2 separate regions of the Mus musculus genome follow, and region 2 is linked to region 1. A link is a loop called in an ENCODE intact Hi-C map of the cell type or tissue named here. Cell type or tissue: heart. All regions are shown on one strand. Links, peaks and the distances in the headings refer to the core of each region. The heading gives the core; the rest is flanking DNA.

Evidence for each region. Hi-C counts contacts between places; a loop is a spot of excess contacts. Peaks named below come from ENCODE experiments on the same cell type or tissue, not always from the same donor. Only the 100,000 strongest peaks of a DNase experiment are listed, where the experiment ranks them.
Region 2: it touches region 1 in a loop (3-fold over the local background); 4 of 42 quality-filtered maps call a loop at or near these places.

What each region holds. Positions count from the first base shown.
Region 1 is chrX:18,878,726-18,887,068 of GRCm38, reverse strand. No RefSeq gene overlaps it. Among named protein-coding and RNA genes, the nearest start is that of Mir221, 260 kb to the left of the region's middle. In heart, for the core only: a CTCF peak has its summit at 4,781 (motif pointing left); no DNase peak of the experiment used is centred there.
Region 2 is chrX:19,198,127-19,206,469 of GRCm38, reverse strand. The region is part of intron 3 of Gm14636 (predicted gene 14636); the gene reads left to right. Among named protein-coding and RNA genes, the nearest start is that of Gm41892, 35 kb to the left of the region's middle. In heart, for the core only: a CTCF peak has its summit at 4,880 (motif pointing left); no DNase peak of the experiment used is centred there.

The DNA of each region.
Region 1 (8,343 bases), core at 298-8,297:
GAGGAAGATCATGTCACTTACAAAGATAGCTTTATTGTTCCTTTTCAGTTTGATACCTTTTCTTTTTTTGTTTGTTTCCTAAATATTTTGACTAGCCTTTTTAGAGGAGAAGATAGTTGTGATGAGGATGGGACACATTTTCTTTTTTATTATATTAGGATGAAATTTCAGCATTTCACCATTTAGATGAAATCTACTGCATTAATTTTGGCATGGCCACAGGCAATTTCATCATTTAGCATAACATTAGCTGGTATTTTTTGTTTGTTTGTCTTTTATTATATGTTTGTTTTGAAGTTGCTCTTTTATTCCCAGATCACTAAATGATTTTTATCACACAGTGATATTGAGCTTTAATGGATACTATTTTGGAGTCTATTGAGACAATTTTGTGGTTTGGCTTTTATTCCATTGATAAGGTTCATTTTTTAAAATGGACTTTAGAACAGGAAACTACTCCACACTCCTAAAATAAATTCTCCTTGACCACATTACATAATTATTTTAATTTATCTATTTTAGACTCTAATGTCTTATTGAGATACATATCAGATATTTTGGAGAGGGGATTGATCTTGTGTGTTCAGGGTACTAGTCATTATGTTTTTGTCTCTAGGAAGTAAAGTAAATCCTAATATGTAGAATGCATGCTTACTTATCTCCTTGAATATCTGTACGTTCCTTCTAAAAATGGCTAATTATAGAGAAGAGGCAAAGGAAGCACTTTTTAAAGTATTCATGGTCCCTATCAAGTGTCAGCACTTAGGGACTACCTTTATCCTTCCCACATACTATATACAGGTTTCTTACCATGTTTTAGTCAAAATTAAGAAGCAATGCTTGGTCTGGAAGAATATGCTTGATGCTAGGTCACCTTGCTATGCTCTCTCCCTCCTTCATTCCTTGGATTCCTGTTTTTGTGACTAGATTCTGGCTTAACTCAGGGTTGTATCTAGACTGCTGGTAATCTCTGGTACTACAGTCATTTCAGCCCCAGATGAAACACAAAGAGATGAACTACATGTGCTTTATTCCAAATCTAGCTCTATCATGTACAAGCATTAAACACTATAAGCTTATTTCCTTATCAACAGAAGGGAGTAATAATGCTTACATCACAGAATTGTTGCCAGAATTCAATTGTGGTTAAAGGTAACAATCACATATTAAATGCTTCACAGATGGTTAATATTTGTGAAAAATAAGAATTATGTATCTGAAGCAGGAGGATTGCCATGAGATTCAGGACATCCTGAGATATATAGTGAATTGTAGGACTATATAGTGAGACTCTGCCCTCATCTCTCCAAATAATAATAGTAACTGGGCTTGTCCTAGTTTCCACCAGTTCCTGGCTAGGAAAAAGTAGCAGGATCCACCAGGAGGCAATTGATGATAGTGAAGATATTACATCTACCTCTAGGGAAACTGAGGTACCATTTACCTGACTTACAGAATTTACACTTTAATGGAAAGCAGTCTTCTTTTATATGAACATGGATTATCACATAACTAAAATTCCAAAATAATAAAGAAGAAAGTAACTTAGAAAGGAAGAATGTAATAACTGCTTGAACATCAAATACTTGCTAAAACACCAGATGTTTACTAATTAAGTATGAATGGATCAAAACTTTTACATGGTTAATTTCTTTTTAATACACAAGGGTTTGATAATTAAAGGACAAAATCTTTGCAAAAATCTCAGTATTTGCAAAGTGCTTTATAGTAATAGGATTCTCTAACACATCGATCCTACTCAGTATTAACTCAATCCTTTAGAATGGGCTGTACTCCCTGTCTTACCTCCTTCAAATATGTAAAGAAGTTACCAAAGCCTCCATGGAAGAAAATAAGTATATTTGATTAAGTGCCTGAAACCCTAATTCTAGAAATTTTTCAATAATGTCTATTGCTAAAATTATTACTCACTTTCTATGTAAAAAGTAAGAAATTTAAATACATGGTTCATTGATTTTTTCCTAACAGCCTTTGGAAATGTGCTATGACTACCTCTGCCTTAAAAATGCAGAAATTGGGCCCTATGGAGAGTAGATAAAATTATAACATACCATGTTCTTAGTCACTAGAGCCCCTACTTCCAAAACTGGTATTTATCTTTGAGGAAGAAGTCTGTGCCAGAATTAATGCAGAAGGCCCACTGCAAACTGAGCCCAATTTCCATCTATCTGCAAACCATGGGGTTAGGATTATGGCTTCTCTTCCCACCACCATTATTCATTCCCTGAACCCTCTTTCACTCACTGCCTCCCATTCTCTAAGTCAAGTCAATAAATGAGCTTATCAAATTATTTAAAATATTGTTCTCTTGAATCATATACACAATTTACAGCAATTCAACATGGCTGGAGTGGCTTTACCAGATTTTGGAAGTTGTACATAGTTGTAGTTATGGTTACTGACACACACACACACACACACACACACAAAATCATGGAATCTAGTATTAGTTTTTCTAGCAATGGTTTTTGCCTTTCATCAAAAATAGCTAAAGTTTAATGTATTCTACACTTTTCAATACCTCAGATATATGACCTTTTAAGTAAAGAAATACATACTTTAAATTATAAATGCTGAGAATATTTCAAATATCTAGGATTTCAGATGAAGGCAGAGGGGTTTTACTTATCATTTGAAATATAGTTCTTAGCATCTTGTAATTATTTTAATTCCTAGACCTTTAAAAGCTGACTTGGTACAGTGAATTCTTCCTGTGCTAAAAAATTGAGATATGTGAGTTTAGTCTACTTATAACTGAACAGAATATGGTTGCATGGGTGGTAGGAGAAGATACAAGACTCCTGGGTCGGTAATTAATTTCAGGAAGGATCAGAGAGTAGGTTGCAAGCACATCAGAGAATGTTTCCTGGGGAGGAGCTCTCATAAGGTGCTGGGGAGATGGCCAGGTAGCATCTGCACATTTAGGAAAATATAGATCTTTTAAAAGTGAAAAACAAACATTTCTAGCCTTTTCTCAGGCGCAAAACACTGCATTACACAGCTATTCTTGAAAATGTAACCTGGAACAGAAAAACAGTCTTATTTTGCTTACAAGATACACAGAAACAGAGAGACCTGTGGAAGTGCTCAATGTCTGAAATATGATTCAGACAGGTAAACGGGATTTAACTGAACTCTACTGGGAAATTTGCTGCACTAGTGCTATAGTGAAATGGCTGCCATGAATTGGTAAGAAAACCCAGGATGAAAACATTCAATTGTGAATTGTTTCATTCAACATTAATACCTACATGAGAGAGAGAGAGAGAGAGAGAGAGAGAGAGAGAGAGATCCTCTTTAGCCTGCTATTTCCTCCCTTCCCCTCATATTTAGATTATCTGCTATTGTTTTTTTTTAAAGTCCCCAAAGCCTAGTGACTAAAAACAATATATTAAGGATCAATTATTCTGTGGGTTGAATGGGCACAGCCAGGTGGTCCTTCGTTTCTCCCAGGTGGTTAGACTCTGATGGCAGCTGGAGTCATTAGGAGACTCAACTGAGTGAGACATCCAAAATGGATTCTTTAGCCACATCTGTCTCATCTGCCAAGATCTGAGAAACAGCTAAATGTTTTTCAGGCATTTCCCTCTTCATCTAGCTTCTTCATGTGGCTTCCACAAAGGACAGTAGTTTAGGGGTAGTCCGACTTTTTACAGGACAACTGGCTTCCTTCAGAGCAAGTAGTCAAAGAGAGTCAGGTATAAACTGCAAGGCTTTTCTTTACCACCAGAACAAGGGACTTCACCCAAGGGGAAACACCAGGAGATTTAGAACATGTGAGGTTAGGAGCACCCCTGGTGACTATCACATGAAGGAAAGTTAGAATCTAGCTAAAAGTCAAATGTGCATTTGTCCACCAGGCTAGGACTCTATTTTTAAACAAATATAATTACCTAAAACACAACCTAGTGTTTTGGTTAAGCATAGCAGAGCCAAAGTTTCTTTTTATTAAACAAAAGAGAAAAAAAGAGAACTTTGAACTTAAATTATCATCTGTAAACTTGACTCCCATTTATTGGAGGATTTTGATAACAGCCCAGACTTTGTTCTGTTGTTGGCTGGAGGCAGACCTGACACCATTCTCGGGCTGACAAACAAAAACAGGTGAGTGCATCTGACATGACTCACCTTGCTAGCAGTGATTACCACCCAGATCTGGTCTGGCAAAGCAGACCACCCTCCCTTTCAAATGCACCCAGGCTCACGCACAACCTGAAGCATATCCTTGATCCTTTCAGATATGATGGACTGAACACACATCCAAACTCGTTCCAGTGAGAGACATTTTGTTTGAGTCTTTGGCAAAATGTTGGCTGGCAAAGTCATCTGGCTGGCACATTCCTCCAGCATCAAGTTATGGCACTGCCACCTCTTCTCAGTAGAGTTTTGAAATTTCATTTTGCACACCCTGTACAATGTGAGTCACTCGGCTTGCAGAGGAGGAGGAGGAGGAGGCGGCCATCTGCTAGTCATGAGTAGATGACAAATACCCTGCCCTTCGAATTTCCATCCTCATTTCACAATATTTAAGTAAACACATTTTGTAACCACTTTTTTTTCAGAGTTCCATAGGGTTTGACATGATTTTTTGAAAACACTGTATGAAGCTACCTTTTCTCCTTTCCTTCAAACAACTGTATCTATTGATTACTGAAATGATACTGTGAAGTTTTAAACAGTCAGAGCAAAAGGAATACACATCTGAATCGCATAATTAAGCCCCGTGCCATTTCAGAACAACTGTAAGAGACCTCTCCACCATGCACAGCTCCATGGTGACCCCTGCTGTCTGCCTGCAAAAATCCCCAACTATTACCACCCATTAGAAAGAAAAGGAGGGAGGAGGAGGAGGAGGAGGAGGAGGAGGAGGAGGAGGAGGAGGAGGAGGACAAGGAAAGGACGAGGAGGACGAGGAGGACAAGGAGGACAAGGAGGAGGAGAAGCAGGAAAAGAAAAGAAAAGAAAAGAAAAGAAAAGAAAAGAAAAGAAAAGAAAAGAAAAGAAAAGAAAGGAAAAGAAAAGAAAGGAAAAGAAAAGAAAAGAAGGAAGGGAAAAAAAAGAGTGTCCAAAAGAGAAAAGCAGGTGTAAAGGTGTGGACCCAAACACTGGGCCTGAAGCTGCTTCAAGTTTGGCTGCATACCTCCTAAAACCCAAAAGAAGTGCAGAATCTGTGGTAAGAAAGACTACAGCTTTTTAAGTCAGAGAATGTCTTGCTATTAAAATTTAAAAACACTTCCTATGGAGTTTTGGTAGCATATCCCAGGTGGTACAAGGACTGACATATCCCATGTGGTACAAGGACTGGCATATCCTTAAAATTTGCACAGCCACAAAATAAGGCTGTTTTTTAAACTTTGATGAGGGAAAAGGGCGGGTGCCATTGAGAAAATGAAATACATTTCTGCTGACAAGTAGAGAAAGTGAGAAATGGACCTACTGGCAGAAAGGCCATGATGTTCTCAGCTCATCAAAACAGTGGAAAAGGAATAAAATAAAATAAAGCCACTGAACAATCACAAAAGTAACAAGACATCATCCTTCTCTAACATCGAGTGATCATTGTTTCTTTATGTATGACTGTAACAAGGTCTTTACCCATGAAGACTGTTGTGTTACCCACCAGAGGTTCTCAACCTTTCTAATACTGCAACCCTTTAGTACAGGTCTGCCTGTTTGTTGGCCCTTAACCATAAAATTAATTTCATTGCTATTTTATACTGTAATTTTGCCACTGTACTGAATTGTAACATAATATCTATGTTTTCTGACGGTATTAGGAGACCCAGGTCAATGGATCATTCAACATTTCCGAGGGAATTGTAACTCACAGGTCAAGAGCCACTGCCCAACACCAAGTTCCCTCTGATTTTTGAGAATTTGGGATGTAGAATTATTTCTTTTCTCCAATACCTTCTGGGGAATCACTTGCAGCAAAGCTAGTCCCCTGAGAAACACCTGCTTGCTCTTTCCAGTGTTAGCTTTCTTTTGCTAGAACTAGCTTGCAAATTTAACTTCTAAAAATCCTATGTCTGTGGTAGGTGAGCTTTCTTAGAAAAAAAATACCGTCCAGCAAAGGTGATTCTAAAGAGGCTTCTGAGAGTATGGACTGGGCAGTATTTCTATTCTCTCTCTTGTGTAGAGCAGTATGCTTTGTCAAGGGGAACACCTATGCTTCCCTTAGATTATCATACCTTAATATTCTTCTGTTGGTCAGGCTTTCAATACAAACTCACTTGTAGTTTGTTTAGGAGTGTACTCTCTTATGGAAGTTTCCAGATGTTAGCCAGTATTTTGACCCTGACTGAGTGCAGTTGCATGTCCTTGATCAACAATAATATTTTTTTTCTAACACAGTCGATGTCATGATTTCTTGGCCTCATAACTGTCTTATTCTTTTTACTTTCTCTGGGGACCTTTGTTAGCATCAAACCTAACAAAGAGAGAAATCACATCCCTTTATTTTCTAGCAGCCCATGACAAACCTGGAGCCATTTCTCAAACACAGACAACATAAGAATGCTTAGAGTTGATGCTGGCCACCACACCCTCCCTCATGGAAACCTGCAGGATCAGTCAGGCTGAGACTTTATTTTCTTTATAGCCTTTCCAGTACCTAACTTGCTTCTGCTGCTTCCATCCTCGTCTTCTCTGTGAGCACTTACAAGAGAACACACAAAATACTCTTGTCAGCCTCTTCCTGTGTAGGACTCAGCCTACAACTCACACTGCACTCTTTCCATATCCCTACAAATAGGAACTCACATCCTTATTGTTCAGGTGAAGCAATGTTCGGGGGTTATAAGTGTGGCCTGTGGTCTCATAGTTGCTATATAGTAAGGTAGACCTGGATGAACTTGAAGTCTTCATTCAACCTTTCTTTTTACTATGCATTGATACTCTCCCTCAGGGCTTCATGTCTGGCCTTATCTTCCTTCTTGAGTATACAATATTCTGATGACAAGAAATAAAGGCCCAGATGTCATGTGCCAAACACCTGATACATAACTGATGGTCTATACTGGACCTAAGTCACATATTTCCTCTCTGAAAAACATCAGGGCTCATTGCCACCTCTTCCTCCTTGACTTCAGGACAGATCAACTCTGCTGTTTGTGATATGTCATTATCCTCTTCCTGCACCCAGGTCACCACCTTTAACACTGTTCATTCGTGAAGCAACATCAAAATCAAGGGCCCTGAGAAGGCACGACTTCTGTTTATTTAATCACACAGAATAATCACTGCTCAGCTCCTAGGTGGTGCTTTCTATATGTCATACTAGCAAAGTTGGGTCACTCCTGGGAATACCTGTATACAATATTAGTTTCATTGTGAAGATCTCTTTTAAAACCAGAATTTATTTGAAGAAGCAAGACTACATACTACTATAAAACCACCCACTGCTAAAGTCAGAATTGTCTTTTATCTATCAAAGGAAATTCGCTATGATGGGAAGGAGAAAAGGTCTATTGCATCTGTTTCTCACATTCCACCGCCACAAACATTCAGGAAGGCTAGTCACTGGGACAGAATGAGGAGTGGGAAGGCAAGCAGATTCATAGTATCTAAGGATCAGAAGTAATGTTAACCACAGCTAAGACCCATACTGATGCAGCTGTACAGAACTGTTCAAGAACCAATATGGGCTAGTGGAGCCTCTTTTCAATTGTCTGCTCCCTCTTTCAAGCTCTCTGTTCCAAGTTTCCCTTTCTGACAAGAGTCTAGTCTGGGGGATCATAAAAGAAATAAAATACAATACACAGACATGACCCACTAGGACAGAACAGAATGAAAACCACAAATTATAATTGGTACATTTTACTTCCCCAAACCGTAAACATAATCACCACACTGTACCACTTTTCCAGGATCTTTTTCAAATGTGCATATAACTGTTTATGCAAAAATCACAAATCAAATAATTCAAGATAGTATACTTTGAGAGGTATCAGAATGTTTACCAGTGCCCATGATTTTTAATCTCCATCTATCAGATTAAGGATTTGTTTCTAAAAACACCCCATTAGCATAAGAAGAGCCACAAAAGAACCTAGACTCACTGATACTTCAGAGTTCCAGGAAGATTCATTTATCAAGCATCAAACACAAAGCCAGATGTAAAACAAACAAACAAACAAACAAAAAACCCACCAGCACAAGTTTTAATGTAATTTGGGAGACAAAAGGAGTTAGTATTTAGTGGAAGACCACACCCAAAAACTGGGGAGGCCATACCTGGAGGGCAGAGACAACACTAACAATACCAATACCAGACTTGCACTTCAACTCTAGACAGCAGCTGTTTAAGAAAGTGTCGAATGA
Region 2 (8,343 bases), core at 284-8,283, 320 kb before region 1:
GATCTATATGGATTTTATCTCCAACTCAGAGATGAGGTGGTCCTGCCTCCAATAAAAGTGCATGGGTAATAAACTTTGTGACCTGGCTTTAAGCCTGAAAAGTGCTGGTACAGAGCCAAGGACAAGGTTTGACTTCAAGGAACCTACCCAGTCAGGAAGAATTGGAAGGATGTAGTGTTACTTTCACTATTTCTTCACTTTGTTGTAAACTGGCTAGGCAGGCTCCTCTAGCAACTGGAGTTGGTGTTTGCCCAGGTGCTTCAGTGCCTAGCAGATAGAATCTGTGAGAAAAAGCCCCCTTTCTCTTTCCCTGTCCCTCTGATGTGTGCGGATGCACTTTTGGAGTTACCAAGTGCTGAAGGCCCACTTTTTTCTTGTGCCTTGCCCCTGCTGTACCTCTGAGCTGTGATCATGCTAGCACTGAGAATGCCTCCCTCCTGCCTGGTTTCCTCTGCCTTCTCCTGTTTTGTCTTTGATGTCTTCCTAGGAAACAAGTCAGGCTTCTGCCAAGTCAGTGAGTAAAGAGGGAAGCAGTAAAAGGTGTCCAGTGTTGACAGGTACACATACAGGGCCTAGCTTTGGCACAATGGAAAGAGAAGGCGATGTCATACCAAGAGCAACATTCTGTGTCCACAGCACCTGATTTGTTCCTGCCTCAGGTGATAGTGAGGAGGAGGAGGAAATGCTTTCTTAAAGCCCTGACAGATGCTATCATCTGACGGTCAGTTGATTCTTATTTTTTTAAGTCAGATGAGGATCATGCTCCAAATTGAGAGAGATAAGTGAGAGACATGGGCCTTATTTACTGATGCCAACCTGTGTTCCAGAAGAAAAAAAAAATGAGACAATGTCTTATTTTGTAATTTAGGCTGGCTGTAACCGCTCAGCAACCATCCTGCCTCAGCTCCCAAGTGTTGGAACTGCAAGGATGAGATGATATTTCTTTAAAAGAAATATTTTAAAGAAACATTTCTTTTGAGGCAAAGTCATACAATGTAGTCTAGACTGGCCTCAGACTTGATTTCTGTGGGTCCACTTCCTAAGTGCTGGGAGTACAAGTGTGTGCCACCTCTCCTGGTTTAAAGATGTATTGACCACATCCTTTTGTGTTATATTTTATGCCTGTGTCTGTCTTTCTGACTCTTCTTCCTTCCTTCCTTCCTTCCTTCCTTCCTTCCTTCCTTCCTTCCTTCCTTCCTTCTATTCGAGAGTGTTTTGCTGTGTAGCCTGTCTGTCCTGTCCTGAAACTCAGTCTGTAAACCAGGATGGCCTCAAGTTCAGAGATCTACCTGCCTCTGTCTTAAAGTGTTCACTGTCACATCTGGGTATATATATGTATTTTTTTTTAAAATCTTTTATCTATCTATCTATTTATTTATTTATTTACACTCCAGATTTTATCCCCCACCCCAGGCCACCCTCTAACTGTTCCACATTACATACCTCCTCCCCACCCTGTCTCTATGAGGATGTCCCCTACCCCCACCCCCTACCCAACCAGCCCTTTAAACTCCCTGGGTCCTCCAGTCTTTTGAGGGTTAGGTGCATCTCCTCTGACTGAACCCAGACCTGGCAGTCCTCTGCTGTATCTGTGTTGGGGGCCTCATATCAGCTGGCATATGCTGCCTGGTTGGTGGCTCAGTGTCTGAGAGATCTCAGGTGTCCAGGGACTGCTGGTCCTCCTACGGGGTCTTCTTCCTCTTCACCTTCTTCCAGCCTTTCCCTAATTCAACAACAGCAGTCAGCTGCTTCTGTCCATTTGTTGGGTGCAAATATCTGCATCTGACTCTTTCAGCTGCTTGTTGGGTCTTTCAAAAGGCAGTCATGATAGGTCCCTTTTTGTGAGTGCTTCATAGCCTCAGTAATAGTGTCAGGCCTTGAGCCGGATCCCACTTTGAGCCTGTCGCTGGTCCTTATTTACCTCATGCTCCTCTCTATTTCCATCCCTGCAGTTCTTTCAGACAGGAACAATTATGGGTCAGAGTTGTGACTGTGGGATGGCAACACCCTCCTGTATTTGATGCCCTGTCTTCCTGTTGGAGGTGGGGTCTATAAGTTCCCTCTCCCTACTGTTGGGCATTTCATCTAAGGTCCCTCCCTTTGAGTCCTGAGAGCCTCTCACCTCCCAGGTCTCTGGTGCATTCTGAAGGGTTCCCCAACCTCTTACCTCCCGAAATTGCCTGTTTCCATTCTTTCTGCTGGCCCTCAGGGTTTCAGTTCAGTCCTTTTCCCTCACCCAATACCAGATCAGGTTCCCCTCCCCCCATATATACCTTTTTAAAAGATATACTTGTATGGTTGTTCTTTCCCCTAACACTGTAAATCTTTATCAAAGTTGAAAGAATTTTTATGAGTACAAATATATCCAACACCTAAATGACTGTCATCTTAATACACTTGTTTTAACAGATGCCTGTGTATCTCACTGGATTTTCCACCCTTCTTTGTTGTCTTACAACTGACCCTTGTTTTGACCGTTACTGCAGAAAAGAAACTAGCAGTTAATTGAATATTTTTCCAAGGTTCATCTGAAAGGATGTCTTGCTTTTGCCTTTTGCATTTTTTTTAAATCCTAAGACATGTAAGGAGAAGCTGTCCTGTCACAGTATGTTATAACATGTAAAATTCTTCCCTTGGTTCAATATAGCATTTTTCTAAAGCCTATTTTAAAATTCCAGGGCAGTTAATGGTGGCATTTATCCATGTGGGATTAAATGGTTTCCTTGCAATAGCAGACTACCTTAGTATTATAAACGTTAGGAAAATGTGGAGTTCTTGACAGTACATTTGGTTTATTACTGCTGGAGAACTTTCTTTGCATCATTTGTTTTAATTGTCATACCTTTTCTGTTCCAGGCTGGTCTTGGGTGTGAGTGAGTGAAGAAGCTGCTCCCAAACTCTCTGCTCTAAGGGAAGATGGGGCTTGGAGGAGATTTGACTTTGTATATAGTGCATATACATGAATGCTAGATGCTGCAGGTAAAATAGCTAACCTTAAGGATAGGGTCTCCAGAAAAGAACAGGATAGGTCCCTTAGAAAGTGACGATCCTGGTACAGAATGGGTTAGGAGAGCAGAGAAGCTGGTAGGTGGCTTCCAATGTTAGGAGAGTTTCTTTTTAACATTACTGTTTCTTATGGAGCATCTGCTTTGAGGTGTATATACCCCAGAGAAGGGGTACCCTTAAGGTCTTCAGGTGTTATTCATAGTAACAGCCTTTTTCTTTTAGTCCTAGTAAGCTGGCTATAAATCAGATGGAAGATTTGGGGAAAGCAGTACCAATATAAAGATATAGGAGCTGATTTTTGTTGGTCTTTACTTGACAGAAAATTCTAACAACAGGAAAGACTTGTATCTGGGATCATTTTCCATTCCTAGAATAGGCCTACTCTTCCCCCCCCCCCTGTTGGAAGAATGATACCCAAGTGCTTATTATGTGAAGAAGGTGATAAATCGTTTGAATATATAAGCTCTTGCTAATAAGGTTACAGAAAACAAAGGCCAAACAAAACACTTGGAATAAAATCTTCAACCTGAATATTATTCCCTAAAATTTCATGGAGAAGCAATGTGATTGTGAAGAGTTGCATTCCTTATATTAATAGGGGTTAGGTTGCTTTTTGTACCACAAACAGACAAGAAAAGCCCAACAGTGTTTCCTGGGTATAGTTACTCATCCTCTCAAATGTTGCAAAATACTAGAAGGAAAGGAAAAGCCAAAAGGGGAGGTAATGGTTGGTGGTTTAAAAAAACTGATGACTAACCAACTTGTGCTGACTAATACTGCTGAACTCATAATGAGTAACACTAATGAATTTAGAAGGGTTATAAGTAGAAGGCATCTATTTAAAGGTTACTTCTATATAAAAGGCAGCCAAATTGTTGGTCACAAGAAATTCGCTTTGGGGAAATTGGGAGTAATTCTTCTCCTTCCACAGTTAAGTTGTTTCCTTTGAAATTTTTACAAGGATAGAAATTGTGATCCTCCTGCCTCATTCTTATGAGTGGACCATAGCCTTGTGTCACTATGCCCAACTTTCAGTTCATTTCTTAAAAAATTATTTTATAATTTTTATATGTGCTTTGTTTCCATGTATATATGGGTATCATGTACATGGCTGGTTTGCTGGGAGGCCAGAAAAAAAAAATGTTGAGTCTTCTCGAACTGGACTTACAGCTAGCTATTTGCGAGGCACCATTTGGATACTTGGAACATGGTCCTATAGAAAAGCAGATTAATGTTTTCAATCCACAGTTCATTTTTTAAGAACTGCAACATCTTTTTCTGTAAAAATTACGAGATTGGGTAATTTCCTGTTTCATCCAAGTTTAGGTCTTTGAAAATAGAGAGATGAGCGGTGAGAGTGTTTGTACTTTGGTTGTGACACCCTGGAATGTTTGGATTTATTTTTTAAAACTATTTTGAGAAGAAGAGATCATTTTTGTCAGGCAGAGGTACCCTGCATCCAAGAGACTGTAAACAAGGTGGAAAGAACCTGCTCACTGCTTCTCATGGAATTACTGTGTGGATGTGGTAGGGTTTTGAAGTCCATAGAAGGACTAAAATATCCCATGTTGATAAACATTAAAAAGAATGAGTTTCTTCAGATCATACAAAGGTTGGTAGCACAAAGGAATGCGTAATGTGCCGCATGCTTGGATTGATAAATCTCATCTTCGCATTTTGGAATGATAATGAAGTTTGAATACTGAAAGAAGACATTTCTAGGAAATCAAGCAGAAACTTATTTTGTATAGTGAATGAAACCATAGAATCTATTATATAAAGAAATTGCCTATTTAATATGCTAAGAATAAGCTAGATAAAAAACATTTCTATTTTGATGGATGTGGCCCTTGGTCATTGAAGAAAACAGACTGCCATCTAGTGGAGTCATTTCACTCAAGTGCACTGCAGTGAGAAGATTTAGGCATTTTGTTTTGTTTTGTTTTGTTTTCCAAGAGTTTCACTGTTTAGCTCTTGCCTTCAATTCCCTATATAGACCAAGCTGTCCTTTGACCTGCAACAAACAGTCTTCCATCTTCGCCTCTAGAATATTAGGATTACAGGCATCTAGTCCTACACTGACACATGATGTTGGTTCTTAGTATAGCATGGAATACTTTTTTTTTTTTCTCTTGTAGTGTTCATTTTTAAAGATTGCTTAGTTTGAACTGATTGTACACTGGCAGAAGAGTTAAAGAAATAGTGGAGAGTTTCTAGCTCCCTCAGCTAACCATGACATACACACGTATCACAACCAGGAATTTAACATGTTGCAAAAGTTCCAACTTCTAGACTCCATGTAGACTCAGGAGTTTTTCCACTTCCGTTCTTTTTCTGTTCCAGGATCCTATCCAGCATCTTACAGTGCTTTTAGTCACATCTCCTTAGGGTCCAGAATCTGAAACAGTTATTCATCAGTTTAAAGGCTCTTTACTAAAAATACTTCTTGGGATTATGTCTGTTTTAAAATTCATTTGAAAGCAGCTAAAACTTAGAAAACTACAAAGGCATATTAATGAAACAAGATTTTGATCTAAAAATATTTATCGTACTTATACACATTCCTCATATAAATAGTTTTTTTTTATATGTTTGTAATGGGTTTTCTAGGTTTTTCTTGCCTTGAAAAGTTAAGTCATTCATCTTTGTCAATTTTATCATGTTACTTAAAAGAAAATTGGGCCTTTGGGAGAGTTTCACATTATGCCTTTTGGCCACTGGTCTCATGTACACCCGCAGGTTAAAAAAAGGAAGATATCACAAAGTCATTGCCAAGTAAAGCTCAGTTGGCCAACAGTTTTTGTTTTGGTGGTAACCAAAATTTGAAAATAAAAAAGAAATCTAAAAGTGACATGACCAAATTCATAAAATTGTTTCTTTTTAAAATTAAATTTATTTTCTTTTATTTTATGTGTGAGTGTTTTGCCTGCATATAACTGTACTGCTTGTGTACTTGGTACCTGTAGAGGTCAGAAGAGAGTATCAGATCTTCTGGAACTAGATGATTATGAGGCATTGTGTGTACACTGGGAATTGAACCCAGGTCCTCTGGAAGAGCAGCCAGTGCTCTGAACCAACTGAGCCATCTCTCCAGCCCTCAAATATTTTGTTAAATACTAAGGTATATGTTTCAGATATCTAAAATAATTGTAGCATTTAAGCATATATATTGGTCTAGTTATTAATAGTTTGGTCCATGTAGGCTAATTTTCTAACCTTTAACTACCTCATATGTTGAAATATTTCCATTACAGTTTTTATCAAACATTAGAAATGACTTTTGGTCATTACTTGTTTTTGTTGTCCCCATGCTGCGTTTCAGAAAATAGAACAGTAAATCAAGTAAAATACAGTTTTGTGGTCATTTTGTGGTTTGTGGCTTGATTCTTCACAATACCACATTTTGTAAGCCTTTAAATTTCCACTGAAGATAATAAACAATGACCATAGTGAACTTTTGTGTACCTGAAAGCTGGGGAAAGCCTGGCATTTCCCAAGGAGATATTGATATCCTTTATTGTTCCTCACTCACCTTAACAAAATCATTTCCATTAAAGGTGACGGATGAAGGGAAGCTGCCTCCCAGATAAAGAATGGCTCAGGAGAGGCCTAAGCTAGCAGAGACAAATTTGGAAAGCTTGCCATCAGTTAATGACTGTGAAGAGAAGGATGGGCGCTCTCTGGCCCAAGATGCCAACAGGCCTAGAGTTCCATGCAGCCAAGTTGTGGGGGCAGAGAGTTTTGGCAGTTCTCATGCCTCTGCTTTTTCCGAATGTTTTTCTTGACTGGGAAAATGCAAATGCCTTTCCATTTTAGAACTGTGCTTTTTTCTTAGTATGCTTTTAATTTGTCTTAACCTATACACATAAGAACAGAGAATAGTAGGGGTGAACAATTAGACATCTCCAGAAATGTCCTCTTTGATATGCCCAGATGTGTGTATCTTTCTCAGAGATTTAAGTCTAGCCAAGTATAAAATGCAGATGATCACACCCACCCAACAGTAGCATTCTCCTTTTCTCTCTCGTTCTGTGTCTGTCTCTCATTTCTTTTTTAACCAAGCAACCCAACTAGGTTAAGTTTCTTGACACTTGCTCTTACCTTTGTCGGTATTTGTGACTGTTAACTATTAGTCCTGTAAGCTGAGATGGAAGTTCACTGAGACCTTGAGGGCATTCTGAAGCCCTAGTCTAGTGTCACCCCGTAGGCTTTTGCATAAATACCCTGTTTGCTGTTGCTCCTCATAGCAAGGTTGACCCCTGCCAGTGCTTCTAATCACATGAAATAAACTTACAAAACCTACAAATTATAAAAATGGCCTTTTGAAACACAGGAAGCAAACATTTTTTTTTAGGCCTGTGTGTGAAATACAGCCTCCCAAGTAAATCAGTTCATGCATATTACTTCTTCTTTGCTATAAGAACATTCTGAAGAAATAAAAGAAATAAAAAGTCTGCCTGCTGTGCTTTATCCTGATCGAATGTTTAAATGTTTTCTTGAGTCTGGCTTCTTAGGAAGATCATTTCAATTAGTGGTCCACAGGGATGTGATTATTTTTCACAAACCTTCATTTTATGTTGACAGTTGGTGTTTATCATTAAGCACTTCAGTAACATTTTGGTTCCCTTCATATATTTTTCCTTTTTCAGTAAGTGGAATTTTTTTTATTAGTTCTTGTGGTTGTCTATAATTAAAAATGGCTTTGTGTTTTTCTAGGCTAACCTTTTCAAAATGGTGTAAGTTAGACATTCTAGGGACAGTGTTGAGGGCCTAAGACATGAGTGAGATTATAAAAATGAGTTTGTGTTTCTTCTAAGAAACTTAAAAGGTGAAGTTTGGTGTGTTAATGCAATTCCTCCTAATTAAGTTTTTTTTGTTAACTCTCAGTGTGGGTGTTTTACTAACCTTTGGTTATACTGCTGTTTCTCCACTCATAAAAAAATAAACCCTTATCACCACAAAGCAAGAACATCATAGAGCAAAGCTATTAGGTGGAGTTAGCTGCTCCAAACAGTGCTTGTTTTGATGTGCTTTCTTTGGATGCTTCTTTCTATAAGACAGCAGGCACATCATTGCTATTCCTTGCAGGACTTAGTACTTAATAAATATTAAATACTGTATGTCTTAAATTGATTTCCCTAAGCATGTAATATTAAATTTCAGACCTATGGGATGAATTCATGCAGTATTTAGCAAATTCTAATATTTCTCTAAATTACAGATTGAATCTGTTTTTCTTATTGACTCAAAAAACCTCTACTTTAACAATAGAATGGTTTTGGCTATACTTGGTTTCCATAACCTTCCTTTATTATTTGAGAATGTTCTAGAACAGGA